Linked DNA regions of Homo sapiens: region 2 is linked to region 1. Evidence: chromatin contacts called from ENCODE Hi-C data. All regions are on one chromosome and are shown on one strand. Each heading gives the region's core, a stretch centred on a gene start or an enhancer-like site at or near the end of the contact. The rest is flanking DNA. Distances are from core to core; before and after follow the strand shown. Region 1 holds the start of ULBP3 (UL16 binding protein 3). Region 2 holds the start of PLEKHG1 (pleckstrin homology and RhoGEF domain containing G1).

Region 1 (2,700 bases), core at 25-2,524:
GTTGTCCTCCAAACTACCCTCCACATGGCCCCTCCTGCACAGGGGCTCTAGTGCATCAGGCCAGAATCTTCTAGGCTCCTGTGTCCCTGCTCAGTCACAGAGGTGGCTGCCCTCCCATGACTCTGTCCTGAAGCAGAAACAGGCCCTGGGCTTTGTCCAGGCCTCCTCCTCTTTCCCACAGCCTCAGGACCCTCGGGATTGATGATCACCAGGTGCAGGTGATCCCAACATGAAGACTGTACGGAGTGGGAGGTCTGTGCCGATTTTTCTCATTCAATAGGGAATGGGCTGAGTGGCTGGGGCCTGAGTGGCACTCAAGATCTCTGTCCACTCCTCATCCCAGGCTAAAGCCCTCCCTTGCGGCCAAGGGCCACTGGGCCCATCACCTCCCTCTGGCTTCTGCCCACAGATCTAGATGTTTCCATGGTGACTGAGACGAGGATACACTCGGGTTGCCGCTTTGAGGATGGCTGCAGTCACCATCCAGGGACAGGGCAGAGATGCGCGTGCAGCCATGGATTTGCGTGTAGCTGGCCACAGATGGGTGTACAGCAAAGTGAGCCCCACGCATGCGTAGACCCTCCCTCGGCTTCTGCTCTCCATGGAAACACAATTGATCATTTGATCACTGATCACGGTAGGCCACTAGGGCTTTCTTTTCTTTCTTTTTTTTCCCAGAAGTCATAAAGGGATATAGAATATACTTTATTCTATATATATTCTATATATTCCTCATGCTTTTAGTGGAGAGGCAAAGAAGGTCTGCTCCGGACTGGGAAGCAGCTGCGCCCTGGACGGAGAGGGGCGGGGACTCCTTGGCGCAGGCTGAAGGAGGGCAGGTGTCGCTGGCGGAGGCAGTGACGGGGGGACACAGCCGCCACTGGATATCCCTGTGCAAGTTTCTTCGCTTTCCTGTGCATCAGTGCTTACATTGGGGTAATAATAAATGGTGTGTTAAAAAATTAAATGAGGCGGTCAAGAAGGAATCGTGTCCTGGCCCGCGCGGAGCCTGGGGTGGAGGGTAAGGGTTGGCCAGAGGGGGCCGCTGTCAGGCCACGAGCCCGGGGCGGGACGAAGCGGAGCCACAGCAGGCATAGGCTCCCCGGGTCCCAGCCTGGGGTGGGGCGGGGAAGGGCGGGACGGGGCGGGATAGGGCGGAGCATCCCTCCAAACGTGGGCAGGCGTAGGCTCCCCTGGATCCCGGGGCGGGACGGGACCGGACGGGGCCGAGCACACTCAATCACTAGCTGGCATGCGAGGGCCGAAGTGATTCATACGCTGGTCTCCACATCGACTGCGCCTTGTGTCCCGGGCGCTCCTGGTCTACAATGGCAGCGGCCGCCAGCCCCGCGATCCTTCCGCGCCTCGCGATTCTTCCGTACCTGCTATTCGACTGGTCCGGGACGGGGCGGGCCGGTGAGTTCGGGGATGGAGCCTAAGCGGGGCGGGGGCCAAACCTGGGGGGCTGTGGACTGCAGCGGGTTTCAGAGGAGGGAAGCCTTCTAGAAGGACCGGCGCGATCTCCCCGGACTGCCCCCACGCTCAGTTCCGATTCGCTGCTCTTTTTCGCCAGGTCCGCTTCCTGCGGCTGCTGCTTGCCCTGCAGAGCAGGAGGGGGGTCAAAGAAGGCGAAAAAAGAACCGCAGGAGGGTGGAGGGGCCAAAAAGCTGCAGAGGGCGAGGTGGGGAGGGGATCCCTGGTGCAACCCCGCAGCCCCACTCGTCCTCGGGAAGGAGAAACCAGAGCCCCCGGAACCCGAGCTGGGGTCAAGACATGGGTGACGCCAGCGTCATATAGAATAGTCACTAAGCAGACAGGAGTCAGCAAACCCTTTCTAGAAAGGAAAGGCTGAAGGCACTTTGGTCCTTGCTGGCCGTGAGTTCTCTGTCTCTGTGTCAAGTCCCGTCCCTTTGTAGAGCAACAGCAGGCAATGGCAACCTGCAAGTAAAAGAGAAACCTGAAATGGACCCTGTCCTAGGTTGCAGACTCCAGATGAGGGCACATGCTGTGTCCTGGCAATTGCTGCCCCATCCCCTAGGGTGTCATCTCTAAGTTGTGTAAGTTGAAGAGTCACAAGTGTGTCCTACCCTGCCTGTGGCTTCTGGGAGGTGTGGATGTGATGAATGTGAGGGGGAGTCCCATGGTTCGGGGCCTACTGCTCCCCTCCTTTGTTGCTGAGTAGCATTAACGGTCCCCAGGGGCCATTCAGGGACCCTCCCTGAAGCCTCAGGTGTGACCTGAGGGTGGGGGGGTGTAGCCATGTGGTGTCCTGGGGATCAGAGCCAACTGCTTGTGCAGCTTCTTGGTTCCCTGTGGCCCTGCTCCTGCCCATCCCAGGAGACCCACCTGTGTCTTCTCACTGTGGGGCCTATCTTCCTAATGACCTAAAGGGTGAGGAGCACACCCTGTGATGGGCAGCTCTGAGGCTGTGTGGTCACTGCCCTCCCATAGCTGGAGGCCCATCTCCACAGGGGCCCAGGACCACAGCAGGAGCCACTTTTAAATGAGGGGATTTCACTGCTGTGAGTGGCACAGCTTTGCTTCTGAGCACTAGGGGACCCTGTTGGATTCTGTGGTTGGGAATAGCCATGAAATCCACATAGCACCTTTTCCAACCACACATGCTTCTGGGATCTTAGGGAGTCCAGGGTCAAATAGCTGTAGTGGCAGGTCCAGCCACACCCCTCATCACAGAGTGTG
Region 2 (2,700 bases), core at 10-2,509, 530 kb before region 1:
TTCTGTTAGATGACAAACTGGACCCTAGAGTTAACATTCTAGTCTTTCCCCCGGTCTAAATACAAAACACAATATAGTTCTGTATCCAATCTGTTCAAAACTCCTAAACCAACTCTCAGTCTGAGATGGTCCTCGCGGGGTGATACCTGCCCCAAACACCCACACTCGGTGATTTCGAAAATACGTGCAGTAGCCTCGGCCACCTGCGGGTGGTACAAAGGGCGCCTTGAGGACCAGAGCTGGATGAAACGCCGGCTTACAAACCCCGCTCCGCCAGCACATTCAAGTCAAGGATCCAGCTCATTGTTTCCGAGGAGCGGAATGAATTGACCAGCCGAGCGCCGTTCTCCCAGTTAGAGCGTTCCCAAGCTTCCGGCTTCGGAACGGGGCTCACCGCGAGGACACAAAAGGGGCGAGCTCGGGCATCACTGCGGTTCCCCGCCGCCCGCCGAGGCCAGAACGCTCGCAGAGTCGCGGCCGCCCAGGTGTTACCGTTTACCCCGTGACGGAAGAGCCACAGGCTCTTGACTCCCCACCCCCTGAAAAGCGCATCTGCAGAACGGGGGCGCCCCCAAGCCCTGAGCGCCGCAGCAGCTCGGCCGCCGCCCCCACCGCGCGTCCCCGGGTCCTCGGGCTCCCGGCTTCGCTGCTGGGGAGCTGACCCAGCTGACTGGCTGTGGGGTCCCGTTCTGGGGCTGTCCTGCTGAGTCGGGGGTGGGGAAGCGGTGGCTACAACTCCCGGGTGCTCGCAGAAACTCCTCTGCGCGCTGATGTTGCAGCCGCTGGGGCGAGGGGCGGGAGCACCGGGAACTTGGGGGCGCGGAACCCCAAGCGGGGCGGCGGCGGGCAGCATCCCCGACCCGACTCCGACCCCCGAGACGCGGCGCCCCCCAGCGCCCTCCGTCCCCACCGCGCGGTGCCCCCGGCGCCCTCTGTCCCCACCGCTCGGCGCCCCCCAAGGCCCTCCGTCCCCACTGCGGAGGGGCGCGCAGGGGGCCGGCGGGGCCCGGGTACCACGCTCCGCCCGGCCCCACCTGCGGATGTGGGGCTCCCGCCGGAGGTCCCCGGGTCCCCCCTCCCATCCCTGGAAAAGTCCCCAGGGCGTCCGGGCCCGACCGGCGCTTACCCGGGGAGGGACGGCTTCGCATGCCCGGGCGGCGCTCGCAGGTCGGGCGGGGAGGGTGCGGGCTGCGCTGCGCCGGCTCGGGCTGCCGGAGCGCCCTGCAGCCGCCGTCGGGCTCGGGCTCGGGCTCAGGCTCGGGCTCCGACTTCCTCTTCCTCGGGCTCGGCCCCACTGCTCGGCCGCGCCCCGGCCCGCCCCTCCCCGCGCCCAGACGCCAGCTTCGGCGGCCGGAGCAGTGGATCGCTCGTCCCGCCTCCCCTCTGCCCTGAGGGTGAAAAAGGTGGAGAGGAGGGGGGCGAAGAGAAAGAGAAATTAGGCACTTGGCCTTGTCTCTGGAGCCTTGCCAAAGAGAACAGTCAAATTACAGCTTCGGGGGGAATAAAGTTTTTTTTTTTTTTAATTCTGCTACTGTTTTCGCAGACACATCACTTTTTTTCATTTTCCTAGCTCTTCAGGTTTAGCTTTCCTTTGGACGTAATAATTTCCTATGTGAGTCCTTTAAAATAATACCCAAAATCATGGTTTTAGTGAACATTCTAGTTTTACATAGAAGCTTTGCCGGTAATCAAGTGAAAAGAGGGGGAAGCCCGGTGTTCTTCAGGCGTCATTACCCTAATCACCTCGGTTAAAGCACCAAACGACCTTTGCCTAGAGAAAGTAAAAGTGGAAACGGAGGTAAAGAATAACCGGTGACAGCCAGAGAGATGTTTAAAGGCACCGGCTCTGCAGTAAAGTTATGACTCCAATCAAAGGTGCCTGCAGCGACAGTTAAAGGCATGTGAAGTCATTTCTTAACACTAATCTCCCGCCAAAGTCGGACGTATCAGGGTCGCCTGTGGACCCCCTTAGGTTTGGTGGTGGATTTGATTGCACTCTTAGTTGTTAACAGACCTTCAGCCTTACCACTTGCTAGCTGTGTGGCCTTGAGAGAACGCTTTAACCTCTCTGTGTTCTGTCTGTTTCCTCATCTGTAAAATGGAGATGATGATGATGATGATGATGATAGTGCCTACCTCATAGAGTTGCTGTATGTGATTTAAATAAGAGAATGTGCGTGAAGGGCTTAGGAGACTGTCTGGCACATGCTCTACAGCCTGAATAAATGTTAGCTATTCTTGTTGATTTTTGCCTTTTATCTGCTTTTATGCATATACATGATTATGGAAATTATCATAAAGACTGGGAACAAAACAAGGTTTGTGCAGTAAGGCTACACAGCATCACAGTTCTCTACCACGTGGAGTTTATGTTCTGTTTTATAATTTGAGTCTCCACAACTGACTTGTATTACCTAAAACTATGGGACTGGGTTATGCTTGGAATACATTTACCACGGTAGATTTGCAATGGGACTAAAACAGACATTTGCCATCTTCAAAGCATTGTTTCAGTTGGCCTTGCGATAACCTTGTGAGGTTGACAGGACAGGTGCTAGTCGCCTTTCACAGACAGGAAACTGAGCTTAATTAAGACCCTGCCCAGCTTCTGGAGCTCACACAAAATCATGCCTGTTACCCCATCTCTCTATGTTGTGATTTGTGTTAGAAGTGTGCAGTATGTTTGTGAAATAGTACCAC

What was found. Hi-C counts contacts between places; a loop is a spot of excess contacts on that map. Pooled maps may share reads with other maps.
Region 2: a loop to region 1 is called in a pooled map, with 7 times the contacts of the local background. The contact joins the promoter of PLEKHG1 here to the promoter of ULBP3 in region 1. A Hi-C loop is called at or near these places in 9 of 50 pooled maps.

The regions. Positions count from the first base shown.
Region 1 is chr6:150,067,695-150,070,394 of GRCh38, reverse strand. ULBP3 (UL16 binding protein 3) reads left to right here and starts at 1,274. Exons shown (of 5, transcript NM_024518.3): 1 at 1,274-1,416. The coding sequence starts at 1,329. LOC124901428 (a long non-coding RNA gene) reads left to right here and starts at 122. Exons shown (of 2, transcript XR_007059809.1): 1 at 122-637; 2 at 745-967. RefSeq lists enhancers at 1-252, 1,450-1,529, 1,550-1,599.
Region 2 is chr6:150,598,444-150,601,143 of GRCh38, reverse strand. It overlaps PLEKHG1 (pleckstrin homology and RhoGEF domain containing G1), which reads right to left and starts at 1,259. Exons shown (of 17, transcript NM_001029884.3): 1 at 1,127-1,259. RefSeq lists silencers at 582-751, 962-1,441, 1,237-1,531, 1,712-1,771.